Regions from separate parts of the Homo sapiens genome. Here region 2 is linked to region 1. A link is a contact called in ENCODE Hi-C data. All regions are on one chromosome and are shown on one strand. The core of a region is the stretch at or near the end of the contact, and the rest is flanking DNA. Distances in the headings are between cores, read along the strand shown. Region 1 holds the start of EHD4-AS1 (EHD4 antisense RNA 1). Region 2 holds the start of PLA2G4F (phospholipase A2 group IVF).

Evidence for each region. A loop is a pair of places that touch in the nucleus more often than their neighbours do. Pooled maps may share reads with other maps.
Region 2: a pooled map shows a loop between it and region 1 (2.6-fold over the local background). The contact joins the promoter of PLA2G4F here to the promoter of EHD4-AS1 in region 1. A Hi-C loop is called at or near these places in 2 of 168 maps with a recorded cell type or tissue (gastrocnemius medialis and heart left ventricle) and 1 of 50 pooled maps.

Annotation. Positions count from the first base shown.
Region 1 is chr15:41,919,476-41,924,873 of GRCh38, reverse strand. EHD4-AS1 (EHD4 antisense RNA 1) reads right to left here and starts at 3,457. Exons shown (of 4, transcript NR_120332.1): 1 at 3,133-3,457. It overlaps EHD4 (EH domain containing 4), which reads left to right. Exons shown (of 6, transcript NM_139265.4): 4 at 5,252-5,398. RefSeq lists an enhancer at 4,966-5,398.
Region 2 is chr15:42,153,617-42,158,678 of GRCh38, reverse strand. It overlaps PLA2G4F (phospholipase A2 group IVF), which reads left to right and starts at 2,043. Exons shown (of 20, transcript NM_213600.4): 1 at 2,043-2,240; 2 at 3,090-3,162; 3 at 4,221-4,357; 4 at 4,459-4,587; 5 at 5,019-5,059. The coding sequence starts at 2,130. RefSeq lists enhancers at 1,603-2,318, 4,110-4,620.

The DNA of each region.
Region 1 (5,398 bases), core at 2,208-4,707:
AGTTGGCCAGGCTGGTCTCGAACTCCTGACCTCAGGCGATCCACCTGCCTTGACCTCCCAAAATGCTGGGATTACAGGCGTGAAAAATGCATCTATTCTATCTAATTGTACAGTTTGGTGAATTTGACATATTTGCATACTCGTGTGACTATGGCCATCATCAAGATATAGAAACTTTCCATCACCCTGAGACGCTCCCTGTTTGTCTGTTCCACTCACCAGCCGGGCTCCCGTCATAGGCAGCCACTGCCTGCTTTCTGTCACTTCTCCCACAAATATTTCTTGCATCCCCCCTGTATGCCAGGCACTGGATACAAAGATTTTTTAAATAACCAGTAGATAGCATTTTGGACAGCTTTCTAGGTGCCAAGGTGATTCTAAATGCTTCACGTATATTAACTCTGCAGCTCCTGAGGCCTGTGGATACTATTATCAGCCCTAGGGTAGCCCCAAGACACTGTTATTACAGATGAGGAAACGAGGCACAGAGAGGTGAAGTAATTTGCCCAAGGTCGCAGAATTAGTAAGTGATGGAGCCAGGAAGGTCCCAGGCAGTCTGGGTCCAAGGCCCACATTGTCCGCCACTATCTTGTGTGACCATGATGAAGACACAGTTCCTGTGGTTAGAGAATATATAATCTAATGAAAGAGACCAGCCCATCCCTCTGATTTTAATACCCTGTGTGAAGTGGTGCCATAGGCAGCACAGGCAAGGGAACTCAGGATGGGGAGCAGTTGAGGAAACCAGAGTAACCACAGCTCAAATTTGCTGAAAGTTAACAAAGTCTCAATGCCTTATGGATAAAAGCATTTTCTCAGGTAATCACTCAACAACCCGATCTTACAGGTGAAAAAAACTGGAGCTTAACGTTAAGTAATGTCTAACTTAATCAAAGTTGGCCCAGATATTTTGAAGAATGACTAGGGTTTGGGCTGGCTTTCTAGGCTCAGTCTAGACCATAGAGGAAGGGTTCACCAGGGCCATAGCCCAGCATGGGCAAAAGCAGGGAGCTTGGGTGAGTTTTAAAATCTGTCTTCAGATAAGCATGTTTCAGTTCTGTTTCCTCGACCTGTGATGCACCACCTAAACATCTATTGGTAACTTTTTGGAATAAAAGGAACTAATACTACTTTAAATGTGTTTGATTTGCTTTGTTGCTTGCTAACCAACAGGAACATAAACCTATCTGTACAATTTCCCCACCCTGGTATTCAGTCTAGACAGTGATCCTCAAACTGCACCATGCATTGCAATCACCTGGGAAGCTTCCAAGTGCAGATCCCCAGGCTCAGCCCCAGGGATTCTGATTCAGTGGCTCTGGGGAGGGGCCTAGGAGTCTAAACTTTAGCAAGCCCCTTATTTCATTCCAACACAGGAACAGGCTTTGAGGATCAGTGGTCTCTAGGTCCTTCTGAATCACCGTTTTCCTTTAGCAGGCAGACTAAATGACATGTTGGGAGTTAGATCCGCTGGGATTTTTGGGTAGCTAGGTATTTGCCGCCTGAGTCCTTCATGACACAAGAATCAAGCCGACCTATTCAGCCTTAGGAGGAGGGAGAGACTCTGACACATGCTACACCACAGATGGACCTTGAGGACGTTGTGCTGAGTGAAAGAAGCCGGGCACAAAAGGACACTTCTCTGAAGTACCTAGAGTAGTCAAATTCATAGAGACAAAAAGTAGAATGGTGGTCGCCAGGGGCTAGAGAGAGGAGGGGAGAATTAGTGCTTAATGGGTTCAGAGTTTCAGTTGGATGGTGGTGGTGGTTGTACGACAATGTGACTTATTTAATGCCACTGTGCAGTACACTTAAAATGCTTAAAGTAGCAAAATAATCCTAACTTTGTAGGGGGAGGTGGTAAGCAGACCAACCTCTCCCAGCTTTGATCATTCCTTGCTCTCTTTTGGACACGGTGATTTCTACTCCTTTGATTGTGTTGCCTGATGTGTGACAGACCGTCCTCTTACACCTGCTCAGGGACAGAACAAACACAGCTCTGCCTACCTGTACTTCTCGAACTATATTAAGCTCTCATTGTTGCTTTAACACAAGAAAATATGGATATGTACCTGTTCCTCCAGACATGAGTATTGGCGTCACTTATAGTAAACTTAAATCTGGCAGCTCTGTTCCTAATAACTTTTGATTTCACTATAGCATTGAAATGGCATCTTTTTTAAAGATGCTTAAATTAACTGTTAGGAACTCAAATTTAAGTTAAAGTTTAAACACAAGTGTTGCAATCAAAGGTAACCATTCAACCCAGGCGGCCCTGGGAGGAAGAGAGACTGCATCTGCACGGCTGGGTTGGCACAAGCACGGCAGGGTTGGCGCGAGCGCAGCTAGCAGCAGCAGCTGTGTTTCAGTTTGGGTGGCAGGTTTCTTTCGGAACCGACAGTAAGAGGTATTCCGAAATCTTAAATGGGGGTGAGGGGAGGATTGTTTACCAATTGTGGTTTTGTTTGTTTTGTTTTGTTTTGTTTTTGTGACAGGGTCTCACTCTCTCACCCAGGCTGGAGTATAGTGGTGGGTCCATGGCTCACTGCCTCAAACTCCTGGCCTCAAGTGATCTTCCTGCCTCAGCCTCCCAAGTAGCTGAGCCCACATGCATACGCCACCACACCCAGTTAATTTGTTTTTATTTTTTGTAGAGACAGGGTCTCACCATATTGCCAGGTGGTTTCAAACTCCTAGCCTCAAACAATCCTCCCGCCTCTGCCTCCCAGAGTGCTGGAATTACAGGCATTAGCCACCGTGCCCAGCCTTATCATCACTTTCAATAGCAAACCAAAGAAGCTGATTCTAACTAATTTAAGCAGAAAAGAAAATGTTTTGGAGAATTTGTCACAGGATTAATGGGAAAGTTGGAGAACTAGGCTTAGAAAAGAGTTAGGAAGCCGCCACCACCATGAGTAAATTCTTATTTTCACTGTGTCTTCGTGTCATTTCCCCAAGGTTCAGCACTCCTCTCTGGTGGAAGGAAGTGAATGTCTAACTCTAGATCACATGCTTATGCCCCAGCTTGCTAAGGAATGGGGCGAGGGACTCTCTGCCACACCTTCAGCCTCCACAACCCATAAAGGATACCTCCTGACCCAACAGGAAGGGTATTCAGCAAAAGCAACTCACATTCACTCCATGTGCACAGCGTTTTCTTTGATCTGTTTCTGAACCTTCAGATACCCCATCTGATCACTAGGAAGACCACGTGGGAGAGTGGTCAGGTCAGCATGGTGAATCAATCATCTCTCCTGGAAAAGCAAGTCCCCATGCAGGTCCATCTATGGGTGGCTCCAAAGCATCTTCCCGGCACCCAGCAAACAGCCAGTTCATTCATCCGCTGGGGACCTACAATCCTGTGAGCTAGGGCTGTCTGTGCACACGTCTGTCTCAAATGGCAGTAGCACTTAGTGTTACCCTAGGAGGCAGTTTGTTCTGGCCTTTCAGGGACAGAACTCAGAGTGAAACCTTGACTATGTGTGACCCTGTCAGTAGGTCTTTGATATTCCTCTGACCTAAACTGGCTGCTGACAGCAATGAAAATAAACTCTGGCCCACATTCCGAGAACTGCCTTTGTCTTCCTTATCCCCAAGGAGTCAGGGAGTGCCGCAGTGAGACAGAACAGAGAAATGAAAAGCATGAACTGGAAGTATCCACGCGTGTGGCGGCATAAACACCACACTCAGGACAGCGGCCTGCTAGTGGGGGGAAGGGCTCAGGGAGGGGTGCACAGGGGGCTTCAGCGTTACCAACTGTCTTGTTTTCTTTATGAAAAATGGACCTGAATCCAGTTTGCTTGTTCAGCTATTCCTCTAACACCTGTTCTTCAAATGCATGGAAACCTTAGTCCGCAGACCCTCTTTATTTTCACCTAATAGATTATTCACCTCAGATACTTTTTCCTCTGCCTTGGATTCACACCTTCTCCACCCCCACAGCCAACCAGGGTCTCACAATCGATGTTGACATTTTTGTATTTGTGCTATAGTCTGTATCCACAGATGGTTGAGTATTTTGTATTTTAACATTTTACATGAATGTTATCATGCTGTATATGTCCTTTTGAAACTAAGCTTTTACTCTTGTTCTTTTCTGGAGATTTACCTGTGTTGACAAGTGAAGATCTAGTTCCTTCTCACCACCGTATGGTATTTTGTTATCTAAAGAAACGATACTTGGTTTTAAAACATATCTGAAATAGCAAACAAAGCAAAGTGTCAACATTTGTTAAAATTATGTGGTAGGTACATCAGCATTCATTATATGACTTACAGATGTTTATGTATGTTTGAAAGTTTTCAAAATCTAAAAGAAGAGGGGAGACGACCCCTAGCATGGGGGTCAGGCAGGTGACATCTCAGCACTAGCTGGGCTGGATTGAGACTCTGCTTCTGCAACTAGTCAGACTGAGATTAAAAGTCAACTTTGTGGGCTTGGCCTCCTCTTGTTTGCTTTTCGTGGGAATCTGCCTCCCTGGGGAAAGGCCTGAGAGCCTTGACCTTGGGCTGAAGAGTGTTTATGCAGCTGCATGATTTGTGGAGGTGGTCAGAATAGGCTGGACAGAATTTGCTGTGGGCCAGGCCATTTTAAAAAAAGAAATTGGCAAGAGACCATTTTACACAATGGCTGTGATACGTAATGTTAAAAAAATATTCACAATATACCTGAGTTATAAATAGTCCAAAGATAAATATTGATCACAACACTGGCTGGGCCAACCTTTGACCTCCTCAGCACTCTACAAACTTGGGTTAATTGAAGGCGATGCCTCTTCTGTTATGCTTACTGGATACCCCCATGGGATGCCAGGTGGCCTCTGGTTCTCTTTCTTCTGTATTTGGGGCTTTCAGAAAAGTGAGACTTTTCAGAAGTAAGATCTTTTGACCCATGGCCTGTGTTTTTATAAAACCATTGATCAATTCTGCCATCAAGCAAAAGGTCTGTATTAGGTGAAATAAAACACTCATGAGGACTAAATGAAATCGCAGATATGAAAGTCAGCAATTCCCAAAGTGACCATGAGCCCCATTCTCTTTCCTCCCTCCTCCTGTGGAAGGGCTCCCCAGGTCCTTCCCACCCGGATTCATCCAGCCCGTGATTTTCATGTCACCAGGCCTCCACTGCCTCCAGGTTGGAGACAGGGCTCTCTCCCTGGCAGCTGCTGGAGAGCGAGACTGTTCCTGAGCCGCCCATTAAACGTGTCTCCTGCAGCAGTGGCTACACTGACGTGTCCTTCTCTCCACCCAGGCTATGACTTCTGCCAGGTCCTGCAGTGGTTTGCCGAGAGGGTGGACAGGATCATCCTGCTCTTTGACGCTCACAAGCTGGACATCTCAGATGAATTCTCAGAGGCCATCAAGGCCTTCCGGGGCCAGGACGACAAGATCCGTGTCG
Region 2 (5,062 bases), core at 794-3,293, 240 kb before region 1:
CCCGTGGAGTTTGATGAAAATAACAATGAAAAGATAGTAGTTTAGCAAAGAACTTAGAAGAATAAGCCAATTAGTGACCAAGAAAAAATGAATATAATACTTGCATTACAAATGCCACGTGGTACAGCCAGTGTGGTCATGGCTGATGAGTCAGCAGCACAGATACGGAACACATCCATCATTACAGAATTCTGCGGGACACACTGGCGTCTGGGAGATCCAAGTGTTTTCCCCCATCATGTAGTAGCACCTGGTGCCTCTTCCTGCAGCCCATGATGAAGGAATTGGGATGGAGGGACGCAGAGGTGTTTGGGAAGTGGAGAAGTGTTGGTTCACTTTGGCCAACTCCAAAGAGAAAATGTAGTCCTTGTTGTCTCTGTCCCATCTGGCACTAGGGGCAATGACTTTATTGTGCAGTGGGGCCGATGACTTCCAGAAGAGGATGGTACAGCCAGAAAGACACATCAGTCAGGAGCTAGAGCCCCAGCCTGGTTCTGCCCCCAGCTAGCTCTGTGCCCTCTCCTCTTGTATGGATCCGCAGGTCCCCTGCATACATTCACAGCTATCACCAACTGCCAGACTCTCATTTCTTAGAGCCCAGGCCAAGTCTTGGCTTCACAATCCAAATAAAGCAGAAACAGGCCCTTCTTTGGGGCCTGGTCACTGGCAGTCACACATTCCTTTTTTGGGGGGAGTTTCTGGTCTGAACTTGCCCATTCGGTTCATTTTGGAGTTGAATCACATCTTTTTTGGATGTTGTATTTTTCAGCCTGTGACTCTAGGCCTTGGGAAGAGTGGAGATGACTGAATCTTAGTTGAGGGACAGAAATTCTCTCCCTCCCACAGTTCACGGCCCCCGAGATCCTCACTCTTCCTGGAGACTGTGCCTGTCTCAGCCACCTTGATGGTTGTGGTCCACAGAAGAGCGAACATCACATCCATCTGCAGCCTAAGGCCTACGATGGCCAAAGAGAATGCTAAAGCCTGTATATCTGGTCGCTGAAGGATACGTAGACTTGTTGTTTGGCCTGTCCTTATTTATAACCCCCTGCCCATATGCCTGTCTGTACCTGGACACTGTACACTGACCCAGGAAGCGAGCCTGGGCCAAAGCCACAGGGAGTCATGAGACTGAATTTCTCCAGGATGTGGATGGGCCCGCCTCACCTCTGTCACCTTTGCGTTTCTGGGCCTAGCACAGGTCTGGCACCCACCAGGCTCTTGGTGTTTGGCGAATTAATGAGGGTGGTCAGGAGAGATTAAAAACATCTTTGATGAGTTCATGTCCTTTGTAGGGACATGGATGAAGCTGGAAACCATCATTCTGAGCAAACTATCGCAAGGACAGAAAACCAAACACCACATGTTCTCACTCATAGGTGGGAATTGAACAATGAGAACACTTAGACACAGGGCGGGGAACATCACACACCGGGGCATGTCGGGGGGCAGGGGGCATGGGGGAGGGATAGCATTAGGAGAAATACCTAATGTAAATGACGAGTTAATGGGTGCAGCACACCAATATGGCACATGTATACACATGTAACAAACCTGCACGTTGTGCACATGTACCGTAGAACTTAAAGTATAATTAGAAAATATATATAAAGAGAGAAACATCTTTGATCCCAGATGAAACACTGAAGCAGAGATTTCTAGGCTTCAGCTTAAGAGCCGCAGGGAAGGTGGGACTTGAAGGGTGGCTAGTTTCAGGCCTTTTCCACAGCTGGAGGAGACTCTTCCCTGATTTGCACTTGCCAGCTGGTCTCTGGGCCAGCTGTGCCAGCTTCACCTAGAGGTCTTGTTGGAAATAGCTCCGGTGTCTATTTTTCACAAACAGCCCAGTGATAACCAGGGCGCTGGGTTTGGGAACAAGAGTGCTAACCAGAGACCCCAAGAGTCTCTTGGAGAGGGACTGAGCTGCCTCCTGCCTGGGGAAATTAAGCTCCAGTCACTTCCTGGAGCATGTCAAACTCCACCTCCAGCAGGCCATCCAGCCTGAGTTCTCTGCAGAGCAGGCAGCTCCACCCTCCCAACTCAGTGCTGCCTGTCACACCTGAGCCAGCAGTTTGTGCAACCAGAGGAGCGCAGGCAGGGTTCCCTGCTGGGGCCCGGGCTGCCCAGCCATGCTTTGGGCACTCTGGCCAAGGTGGCTGGCAGACAAGATGCTGCCCCTCCTGGGGGCAGTGCTGCTTCAGAAGAGAGAGAAGAGGGGCCCTCTGTGGAGGCACTGGCGGGTAACGTACCTGAGATTACCTGGGAAACCCGGACTGGGGGAGTCCTGGGAGCTGCAGTGCCCTGTGAAGACTGAGACCAGCCCCAGCCCTGGGTTTTGAGTTGGGGTGGGACCTGTTTATTCTAGATGACCTGGCAGAGCTTAAATTAGACCTTGGCTCTTAAAAATAGCTCCCTCCGATTAGGAAATGGAGGGTTAGTTCACTTGACACTTGTCTGGGGTGGGTTGGCTTTCACCAAGGATGCGCGAGCCTGGCTGTAGAGTCCACGGAGCTGGTGGGGTTGTGAGGGGAGAGTTTCCCTCCCAGTAGGCAGCATGCTGATGTTATCTCTCCTAAGCCCAGCTGCAATCTGCTCGGTGACTCGTCAGACCGGTACCGGCCGGCCGGTGACTCTCGGCTTCCGCTCACCTGCTCGCTGCCTCCTAGACGGTCTTTGAGCCTCTGTCAGGGAGCAAGCAAGGGAGGGGGTGTCACAGTTTTCTCTTTTAATATTTAATCTTCTCAAGCACAACATTAGCACAGCTCTCACAGCTGCTCCCAAGCTAGAGTGGGGGCGCGAGCGTCTGAGGGGAGCTGCAGGTGTGTGGTGCGTGACAGCCATCGTTAGTTCAGTGAGTCCGTGCTGGATTTAGATTTGAACCCAGACCGGATGGGTTCCAGGGTCCAGACACATCACGAAGGTGCTGAACTCCCAATGCCTGGGACCCGCCAAGGTCTCCCTGCTCCCCGGCACAGAGACGTCAGTGACCCTATGCCAGGTTGCTGCTCCATGATGGGACGAGGGGAACAATGGGGCGAGGGACCAGGCTCACACTAGCTGACTGAGTCCCTGGAGTTCTGTTATTGCAGCGGGAAACCTACCCATACTATGACCTCCAGGTGAAGGTGCTGAGGGCCACAAACATCCGGGGCACAGACCTGCGTGAGTGACCCCATCTCCATCCTTCTCTCTGTCCTTTCCCTGCGGCTTCCTCAGAGCTCAGCTCAGGCTGGCTAACAGAGAGTGTGTGTGTGTAAGAGTATACATGGGTGAGTACAAGTGAGAGTGCATGTGTGTATACATGTGTGAGTATACGTGTAGGCATCTGTGCAAGTATGTGTGAGTGCAAGTGTGAGTACATGTGTATACGTGTGTGTGAGTGCGTGTATATGTGGTGTAAACATGTGAGTGCGAGTGTGTGGGAACACGAGTGTGTATATACATGCGTGCAAGTGTGAGCGAGTGTGTGAGTGCAAATGTGACTGCGAGTGTGTATACACATGTAGGAGTGTGTGAGTGCAAGTGTGAGTGGAAGTGTATATATGTGAGTGCGAGTGTGTGTGAACGTGAGTGTGTATGTGTGTATACGTGTGTGCGTGTTGTGTATGTGTGTCTGTATACATGACAGTGAGTGCCAGTGTGTGTGACTGAGTACGAGTGTGTGTATATACGTGTGTGTGTGCCAGTGTGAGAGTACTACACATGTGTGCGTGCATGAGTGCAAGAGTGTGTGTGTGAGTGCAAGAGTAGGTGGAGGGACTGGTGCTGACCATGGAGGTGAGGGCAGGCAGGGCTGGAGGGGACAGCTGTGCAGACTCGGCCTCCTCCCTGTGCCTGGGAGTGCCGCCCTGGGTGACAGTGTGAGGCCCGCTGTGGCTACAAGTCAGCACGCGCTCTCAGGGAGCTTTCCATGCCAGTGCCCACACAGGGAGGGGATTTTACTGCCTGAATCAGGCAGTAGCTGGAATTAATGGTCTGTGCTGCCATGGGATCTTTCCAACTGGCTGCCGCAGGATTTCTGTTCAGGTGAATGGGAGGTGTGTGGAATCAAGATGGAGTGAAAGACATCAAGGCTCTCCCTCCACCTCCTCACCCCACCATGCCACGTGGGCGGCTTCCCCTCCCCACTCTGCTCCTTCCCCTTCTGCCCTAGCCTCCCCAAGGAAACCTTTTCAGCAATGAGAGCTTGAGGCCCCGGCCCCTCCCTGTCCTACCTGCAGTGTCCAAAGCCGACTGCTATGTGCAACTGTGGCTGCCCACGGCGTCCCCAAGCCCTGCCCAGACTAGGATAGTGGCCAACTGCAGTGACCCCGAGTGGAATGAGACCTTCCACTACCAGATCCATGGTGCTGTGAAGGTGAGGGCCAGCCAGGGGCCAGGCTGCGGGAGGGGAACTCCTCAGGCAGCTACCCTCCTGTCCTACCTCATGCTCGGACCTCCTGCCTGCCTTGTCCCCAGAACGTCCTGGAGCTCACCCTCTATGACAAGGACATCCTGGGCAGCGACCAGCTCTCTCTGCTCCTGTTTGACCTGAGAAGCCTCAAGTGTGGCCAACCTCACAAACACACCTTCCCACTCAACCACCAGGTGAGCCCACCAGTGCTGGCGGAGAGCCCAGCTGGAGGAGGGGAGGCCCAGCACAGGGCCACCAAAGAGGGGGCTCTGGTCGGCACAGGCCAAGCCTCCAAGGCAGACCTTCCTCCACCCCGCAGCCCTGACCCTATAAAGGTCTCCCTCTAATACATCTTCCTTGCATGAAACCAAAATATGAGCTCCTTGAGGGCTGTGTGTTCCCTCAGTCACAGCTGAATTATCAATGTCTAGAACAGCACCTGACACATATTTTGGAATAAATGAGGTTCTCCATGGAGATACCACTGCCCCTCCTATGTCCATGACAAGCCACAATGCCAGTCTCCCCTTCTAGCCCCTGGAGCCAAGCAGGGCTGGCAGGCAGGAACAGCTCTGGAGGCTTTTGGAGCCTTGAAAAAATTGGTGCTCCCTCCCCCTCCATGTAGGATTCACAAGAGCTGCAGGTGGAATTTGTTCTGGAGAAGAGGTG